2 separate regions of the Homo sapiens genome follow, and region 2 is linked to region 1. A link is an interaction called in ENCODE POLR2A ChIA-PET data of the cell type or tissue named here. Cell type or tissue: B cell. All regions are shown on one strand. Each heading gives the region's core, and the rest is flanking DNA. Links, peaks and the distances in the headings are about the cores only. Region 1 holds the start of NRXN2-AS1 (NRXN2 antisense RNA 1). Region 2 holds the start of LOC105369341 (a long non-coding RNA gene).

Region 1 (4,380 bases), core at 243-4,242:
TTTCATGCTCTGTTTCTATGGCACGTCTTCTTGGGGCCCTGTGATGTACAAGGTCAGGCAGGAACCCAGCAGAGAGACCCGTTCAGTTAGCTCTGCCTTCACCCGTGGGAGGCCCTGGGGGCGCAGGCAGGCCCTGGTTTCAAGAGAGGAAAGAGGGTAGAAATGGCAAAGGTGGAAGGAGCAGGGCCTGTCCTCTGAAGGGTGGGGCTGGGGGTTGGAGCTGTCTGGTGGGGGAGAGACTAGGGTGAGGAGAGGTCACACCTTCAGAACAACTTTTCCCCACTTACCACCTCAATTTCTCCATCTGTGACATGGGGACTACTCCTGGGGGTGGAGGGGACTTTGTGTTCCTTTAAGGCTTATGAGTGTCTGCTCTGGGAAGACAGGAGAGAAAAGATGAGATGGAGGAAAGTGGACAGCAAATGAAAAAGAGAATATGAAATGAGAAAGGGTAGCTAAAAGAGACACTTCCCAGGGCTGAGATTTGGGACCGAGGTGTTCCCATCAGGCCTGCTTACTCCTCTGTCTTTCAGAGCCTGTCTCCTGCCTCTCCCAGGCGGTCAATTCCTTACCATCTCTGCCTCCCTGTCTCCGTTCATCTCTGCAGTCTCTATTGATCTCTTACATACCTCTGTCTTTCCCTTCTTTTTTACCCTCTATATCTCCCCCTCCCTTCTCAGCCTTGGCCCCCCCATCTCTCTCCAGTTCCCACTCACTGGTATTGATTGGCCTCTAGGCGGTTTCCCTTCCTTTCCTCTCGCCACCGGCTCCTCCCTCCCTCCCTGTGGAACCATAAATTTTCTGCCTGCTCAGAGCTGTGTCAGTCTATATTCCAGATCCAGGGGCCCAAGAACGTGATAGAGAGGGCAGGAGGACGTGGCCTCTGGGGGCCCCAGCCCTGCTCCTGGCATGCAGTCTCTCCTCCAGCACTGCATGGCTCGGGGCCCTGCACCACCGGAAGCCTCCTCTGGGTGCCTCTGAGGACCGCTTTCTTCACTTCTAAAGACCTGGGGGCCAAATCCAGCTCTGGCATGTAGTAGGGATGGAGGACTGGCAGCAGCATTGGGGAGATGTCCTGGGTCCTGACTGCATCCTGGAGCTGGGGGTGGCACATGGGGCTCGTGGTGACAGTTTTTGCTCCCAAATGGAGTTTAGAATCAATAAATAGGAGCCAGCTCTCTCCAGCCCCTCCCAGCCTCCTCTCTCCCAGCCCTCCCCTTTCTCACTTCACCCGCCCCTGCCTCCTGTCCTTTCCTTACCCAGCCCTCCTCCTCACTCCGCTGCACTGTTTCTTCAGCTCCCCCAGGTGCCCTCTCCACCTCTCTCCTCCTTTCCCTCCTCCTCTACCCTCTGCCTTCCCACCCTCTCCCCTGTCCGAGCAGGTTGGTGCATACGACCCGGTGACGGGAAAGGAGTCTCTCTGTGCTTACCTCTGGGGCCACAGGTGCTTTCCAGAGCGTCCAAAAGTTTGGGGGACAGAACCCAATTGGAGGGCATCCTGAAGGAGAAGTGGTTTCCTCAGCTTGACATACGTGGCCCAGGAAGGGTTTTGTCCTAAATGGGACACTCAGTGGGCAGGTGTCCTCTAGACCCCCCATGGAGGGAGAGGTTGGGGCTGGGGGAGGGGCAGTGGTAGTGGAGAGGAAGGATTGGAGGAGTCCAGGAGAGGCTTGTGCAGGGGGCTGGGGGAGCAGCTTTTTGGGGAGGTGGTGGGGAGTTGTACGTGTGTGGCATGTCTTATTCCTGAGTACCTCGAAGGCTCTGGGTGCACTGTATGCTGTGGACCCTATTTTGGAGGGTGAGCTTGGGGAGCAGGGGTGTCTGTGTGTATGTTGGCCATTCATGTCCTGTGATCAAACGTGTGTGTGCACGGATGTATGCCCTGTGAGCATGTGTATATGCTCCCCTGAGAGTAAGTTGGTGTGCCAGTGTCTGTGAGCACATGCATGCATGTATGTGTCTGAGCCTGTGTGCCTACCCGCACACTGTGCCCATATGGGCACGTGGATGTTTCCATACCCAAGCCGATACACATCTCAGTGTGCACGTGCGTTGCGAGGGGTGGTGCAGAGGTGGCCGCCGCGGCATCTCAGCAGGCTGTGCCAGAGAGCATTATTGGGGTTCATCCGGGTGGGGTGGGCGGGGAGGAAGAAAGTGGCCTCTCTTGCTAGCCTCAATCCCGTTCCATTATTCAGCAGGGTCCCTTCTCCAGGAGGGGGGTGCAGGAGGAGCGCGCGCGTCCAGGCGCGGGGGAGGGGCGGGCGCGCGCAGAGGAGAGGAGAGCGCCGAGCGGGCTAGCCAGGTGCCGCGCGGCTGAGCTGCCCAGCGCCGCCCGCAGATCGGGAGCCGCTCTGGTCCCTCCGCCCTGCCCCCTCCTCCTCCCGCGCTTCCCCTCCCCTCTCCGCTCTCCTCCTTCCCTCCCTCCCTCCCTCTCTCCCTCTCTCCCTCTCTCCCTCCCTCCCTCTCCCTTCCAGCCCTCTCAGCCTCTGCAGCAACACTTCGCTGCCTCCATCTCTCCGCCGGAATCTCGCAGGCTCGCGCCTTTCCTCGGCTCAGCCCCGCTCCCCTCCTCTCCTATCCCCTCCTCTCCTATCCCTTCATTCCCCCCTCACCCGGATTTGCTTCCCTTCCCCCTTCTCCCGCCCCCCCCTCCCCCGGCCGCTCCCTCCTTTCCCCCGGCCTCCGTCGGGCGGCAGCGGCAGCAGCGGCGCGGCCGGCCCCAGTCGCCGTCGGTCTCCCGCCTTCGGGGGAACCAGGTCTCCGTCCCTCTTCTCTCCTCCAGCCCGCACCGCCCCGCTCCCCAGCTCGGTTTTTCCGCAGGATTTCCCTCGCTCTCCCCTCCCTGCTTGGCCCCCGCGCTCCCCTCCCTCTCCACTCGGCACCATGCCCCCTCCCCCGGGCGCTCCCCCGGGTTTCTGACGGCCCTCTGCGCCGCTCCGACCCCGCCGGGATGCAGAGAGACCCCTAGCTCCTCGCGATGGACCCAGGCATCCTGGACCTTGGCGTTGCCGCTCCGCGGACCCCCGATTTCCCGGCGGGATCCAGTTGATTTTGTTGGCTCCGGACCGAGGCTTGGGCCCTGGTTTACCTCCGCTTCATCCCTACCCCGCTCCCGGAGCTCGGAGCCGGAGGGGGGCTTCGCGGGGCTGCGCAGCCCCGCGTCCCCGCCCCCGGCCATGGGGCTGTGAGGCGGTCGCCCCCGGGCCGAAATGCCCCCCGGGGGGAGCGGGCCGGGGGGGTGCCCGCGCCGCCCCCCGGCCCTGGCTGGGCCCCTGCCGCCGCCTCCACCGCCGCCGCCGCCACCTCTGCTGCCGCTGTTGCCGCTGTTGCTGCTGTTGCTGCTGGGGGCGGCCGAGGGGGCCCGGGTCTCCTCCAGCCTCAGCACCACCCACCACGTCCACCACTTCCACAGCAAGCACGGCACCGTGCCCATCGCCATCAACCGCATGCCCTTCCTCACCCGCGGCGGCCACGGTAAGTGGCACTGTAGATGCCGGCCACCCGGTTGGCCCGGGGGCGGGGGGCGCTTCCCGTGTGCGCAGCTGGGCCCCCGCGGGCCCCACCCCAGCTGTGCACGCCGAGCCTGGCCCCTCTGCTTTGCGTCCCGGAGCCCCTTCACCTCCAATCTCCAGCTCCCATCATCTCAGCCCCACCCTTGCCTCCATCTCTCCTCTCCCCCATCACCCTCATCTCTGTCTTCAGCACTTTGCTTCCTGGCCTCACCTAAACCTGCTTACCCCTAGGTCTGGTTCATTATCTCCTTCTACTTCCTTACCCTCCCCGCCCTGTCTGTCCTTTCATCCTCTCCGTGCAGCTCTGCCTTCCATTTCTCTTGCGCATCACCTTCTCCATCTCGGCCCCTTATCATCTCTCCATCTGTCTTGCCTCCACCTCTGCCTCACCCTCACCCTTCCATCGCTGGTCTGTCATCTCTCCCCCTTCACCTCTCTCCCACCTCTGTCACATCTGTCATTTCTGCCTCTGACATGTCTCTTCCTCCTTGACCTCTTCATGTATGTCTCTGTTTTACCTCCATCCCTCTAGCAACCTTCCTTTCTTTTCCCATGACTGGCCTTCCATCACCTCCCAACTCACTCCACTGTCCCGCCATTCTCCCATCCTTGTTCCCCTAATCTCTAGTGTCTCCCTTCCATGTCCCCTCATCTCTGCTCTGTCTCTACCTCTGACCCCCAGCATCTCACCTCTGTAGGTCCAGCACTTCCCGTTTCCAGGCTTCCCCTCCTGTGTCAGTCCTCTATCGCTGTCCACTTACAATCACCTCCTATCTCTGCCCCTCATAACCATCTATGGAAAAACTTAACCTTCCTTCTCAGACCCCATCACCTTCTCATTTCCGTCCTTCCTCAGCCCCATCTCAGG
Region 2 (4,380 bases), core at 233-4,232, 230 kb after region 1:
GTCATTTCTCAGTTCTGCCATCACTCTTTTTCCTGTGCCTCAAAACCAGCAGTTTCATAGCTGATCTTTCAGCCTGAATCCTAGAATGAAAAAAACATAGAACAGGCTCACACCTACTGCAGGCAATGTGCAACATTAATAAGAACAACCCTTTTTATTATAATTATTATAAGCCACTGAGTTTGGTACCTGTTTGTTACTTGGCATAACCCAGCAAAAGCTGACTGATACAGTCACACTGCATCCAGACCTGGTGGGATGACTTTTTTATCTGAGTCTTCTTTATCCTGGCTTTCCTCCTCAGAATGCTTCCTGGTTCCTAATTGTTTCTCAAAAATGTGCCTCCCAGGAGTCAACATGATGGAGTCTGATCAGCCCAGGGCATGTTGGCCTTCCTTTCCAAGACCTGGCTGTCAAACACTCACAACATGGCTCCTTGAGACTTGGGAAACTTTGTTGCCTGGCAGCCTCACAGCCTGGAACACAGAGCTTCCCACATACAGCTAGAGAAGAATGCCTCCAGGGACCAAAATGACGTCATGAGTCCACATTCTAAAGCTTGAGAACTTGTCCCTGAGGACAGATTTCTAACCTCCTTAGAACCTAATTAGGCTTCCCAACCTGCAATCTAACGAGCTTGGTGATGTGGCTGCCAAGTTTACAGCAGATTCAAAGGTATGAATTAAAGATAAATCAAAATGCCAGGCAACCCAGCAGAATCGACGAAACAAACAAGAGTTGGCTGAGCGCCAAATGGTGTCAGGCACGACCCATCTCACAACCATCTGTAAAATAGGTATTAATGTGCCCATTTTACAGGAAAGGAAACTGAGGCTCAGATAGGTCACTAATTTGACAAAGGTCACAAGCTTGTCAATAAGGATTCAAATGGGCATATGGTAGAGACGATATGAATGGCAGCTCCTGGTGCTGATTTTGGCATTGGTGCTGGTTGAAGGGAAGGCAGAGCCAGCGGGGAGGAAGAAAACCATGAGATGGGAGGGTAGGGGGAGATTTTCAGTGGAACAAGGACCCAAGTGGAGAAGGGATGAGCCCCGGGGTATGGAAGAGTGGGGTACAGGGGAGGAGGGAGCACCTGGGAGCCCAGGGAACCCTGGAAAACCATCCCCACCTCAGAGAGGGCCTTCCTTAGGGCAGGCCATCCCTCGCTGTGCTCCCCAGAAGGCCAAGCCCTAGCCTGGGTGACATGACCTGGCCACTGCACTGCACTGCCTTCCCGGGCTCACACAGCGCCAGGCTCTCACAGGACCATTTGTTGAGCTCTAGGAGTCTGGACCGATTGGCACATATGTATGGACCAGGACAACATCCAGTGCCAGGTTTATTGCTGCCAAGCCAGAATGGAGACTGCTTATGCCCATGGAAATGAACTTGCCAGTGCCGGCCCAGGCACAAGAGCTGGACAACTGCCCCTGGTGGGGGCTGCCCCTTGGAAGAGAGCAGAGGTGCAGCTGGCAGACAGGAGGGCCGAAGAGAGACGGACGGAAGCAGCTAGTGATCCCCTGCTCGGGACCCTGCTTCTGTCCAAGATCGCCTGGGTCCCGTTTCCTCCCGAGGAGGGCACAGAGAGAGCCCCAGGCATTCCTTCACCTGTTCTCTCCAGGGAGGCCCAGAGGCTGCACATTCCCCTCAGGACAGACAAGTGTCCGGCCCAGCACTGCGTGTGGGCACAGACAGGAGGAGGAGTTGGGGCACCAGCATTCTCCATCCAGACACCTGACTAAGACCAGGACCACCTGGCATTTTGGAAACCTTGATGAACACCTTCCCAGGGTTTATCTAAATTATTCTTTTTAACTTTTATTGTGGTGAAATATGTATATCGTAAAATTTATCATTTTAGCCATTCTTAAGTATACAGTCCAGTGACATTAAGTGCATTGTTGTGTGACCATCCCCACCATTCAGCTCCAGAACTTTTTCATCTTCCCAACCAGAACTCCACACTAACCCCCCATTTGCCCCTCCCCCAGCCCCTGGCACCCACCATTCCACTCTCTGACTCTATGCATCTCACTCCAGGTGCCTCCTATAAGTGGAATCCTACAGTATCTGTCCTTTCATAACTGGCTCGTTGCACTTAGCACGAGATCCTGAATGTCTATCCACGCGTAGCATGTGTCAGAATTTCCTTCCTTTTTAAGGCAGAGCAATATTCCACTGTATGGATAGGCCACATTTTGCTTAGCCATTCATCTGTTGATATGGTTTGGCTGTGTCCCCACCCAAATCTCATCGTGAATTGTAGCTCCCATAATTCCCACTTGCGGGAGGGACTCAGTGAGGAAATAGTTGAATCATGGGGGCGGTTTCCTCTGTGCTGTTCTCGTGGTATTGAATAAGTCTCATGAGATCTGATGGTTTTATAAGGGGAAACCCCTTTTGCTTTGTTCTCATTTCTCTCTCTTCCTTGCCGCCACATAAGACATGACTTTGCTCCTCCTTGCCTTCCACCATGATTGTGAGGCCTCCCCAGCCATGTGGAACTGTGAGTCAATTAAACTTCTTTCCTTTATAAGTTAACCAGTCTTAATTAGCTGGGCGTGGTGGCGGGCACCTGTAATCCCAGCTACTCAGGAGGCTGAGGCAGGAGAATTGCTTGAACCCGGGAGGCAGAGGTTGCAGTGAGCCGAGATTGAGCTGTTGTACTCCAGCCTGGGCAACAAGAGCAAAATTCCATCTCAAAAAAAAAAAAAAAAAAAAAAAAAGTTAACCAATCTAAGGCATGTGTTTATCAGCAGCATGAAAACTGACTAATACATCTGTCAATGGACAACTGCACTGTTTCCACCTCTTGCCTATTGTGAAGAATGCTGCTAGGAACATGGGTGTACAAATCTCTTCAACGTCTTGCTTTCCATTGTTTTAGGTATATACTCAGAAATGGAATTACTGGATTATATGGTAGTTCTATGTTTAATTATTTGAGGAACCACTATACCATTTTCCAAAGCAAATTCATCATTTTACACTTTCCCCTGAAGGGCACACAGTTACCAAAGTCTCCACATCCACGCCAACATGTGCTGTTTTTTTTTTTTATTATAGGCATCTGACTGGGTGTGAAGTGGTATCTGGCTGTGGTTTTCATTTGTGTCCTAATGATTAGCGATGCTGGGCATCTTTTCATGTGCTTTCATGTTTTTCTTTGGAGAAATGTCTATTCAAGTCCTTTGCCCATTCTTTAATTCATTTGTTTTTCATTGTTGAGTTGTAGGAGTTCCTTATACATTTTGGATATTAACTCCCTATCAGGCTGGGCGCATTGGCTCACACCTGTAATCCTAGCACTTTGGGAGGCTGAGGCGGGTGGATCACCTGAGGTCAGGAGTTCAAGACCAGCCTGGCCAACATGGCAAAATCCCGTCTCTACTAAAAATACAAAAGTTACTCGGGTGTGGTGGTGCTACTCAGGAGGCTGAGGCAAGAGAATCACTTTAACCTGGGAGCTGGAGGTTGCAGTGAGCCAAGATCACACCACTGCACTCCAGCCTGGGTAACAGAGCAGGACCCTGTCTCAAAAAAAAAAAAGTGTCTGTTGATGCACAAAATATTTAATATTAACAAAGTTCCATTTATCTATTTTTTTTCTTTTGTTGCCTGTGCTTTTGGTATCAAAACCAAGACGTCATTGCAAAATCCAATGTCATGCAGCTTTTCCCCTATGTTTTCTTCTAAGAGTTTTATAGTTTTAGCTCTATGTTTAGGTCTTTGGTCCATTTTAAGTTAATTTTTGTCTATGGTATAAGGTAAGGGTTCAACTTCATTATTTTGCATGTAGATATCCAATTTCTCAGAACCAATTGTTGAGTAAATCATTCTTTTTTTTTCTTTTTGTGAGATGGAGTCTTGCTCTGTCACGCAGGCTGGAGTGCAGTGGCACTCACTGCAATCTCCACCTCCCGGGTTCAAGCAATCATCCTACCTCGGCCTCCCGAGTAGCTAGGATTACGGATGTGCACTACCATGCCCAGCTAATTTTTTTGTATTTTTAGTAGAGATAGGGTTTCACCATGTTGGCCAGGCTGGTCTAGAACTCCTGGCCTTAAGTGATCCACCCACCTTGGCCTCCCAAAGTGCTGGGATTATAGGCGTGAGCCACCGCGCCCAGCCTCATTCTTTATAATTTACTTAAACACAGATAAACACAAAAGCTATGATTGTTGTTCTTACAGAACTGTAAGCCAATACAAATTAAACACAAAACAAACGACCAGTAAAATTCAAACAGCACTAAATTAACATAAGTGATGATGTCATTTTGCTGAAACTAAGTCCCCCATTACTCAGCAGTGGCACAGTGGGTTTGGTGGGTTGTTCCACCGGGGTTCTCCATTGGAACCATGGCCAGAATGCATC

What was found. Peaks named below come from ENCODE experiments on the same cell type or tissue, not always from the same donor. Only the 100,000 strongest peaks of a DNase experiment are listed, where the experiment ranks them.
Region 2: POLR2A ChIA-PET joins it to region 1 with 8 read pairs; 4 of 35 experiments call an interaction of 5 or more read pairs at or near these places.

Annotation. Positions count from the first base shown.
Region 1 is chr11:64,641,633-64,646,012 of GRCh38, reverse strand. The region is part of intron 17 of NRXN2 (neurexin 2); the gene reads left to right. NRXN2-AS1 (NRXN2 antisense RNA 1) reads right to left here and starts at 2,164. Exons shown (of 3, transcript XR_001748259.3): 1 at 1,431-2,164; 2 at 1-374. In B cell, for the core only: no CTCF peak of the experiment used is centred there; DNase peaks (open chromatin) are centred at 1,924, 2,048, 3,465, 3,605 and 1 weaker place; H3K27me3 peaks cover 2,959 bases.
Region 2 is chr11:64,416,432-64,420,811 of GRCh38, reverse strand. It overlaps LOC105369341 (a long non-coding RNA gene), which reads left to right and starts at 597. Exons shown (of 4, transcript XR_001748069.2): 1 at 597-675; 2 at 2,447-2,509. It overlaps LOC124902689 (a long non-coding RNA gene), which reads right to left and starts at 2,676. Exons shown (of 2, transcript XR_007062720.1): 1 at 190-2,676; 2 at 1-80. RefSeq lists an enhancer at 4,115-4,380. In B cell, for the core only: no CTCF peak of the experiment used is centred there; no DNase peak of the experiment used is centred there; H3K27ac peaks cover 1 bases; H3K27me3 peaks cover 287 bases.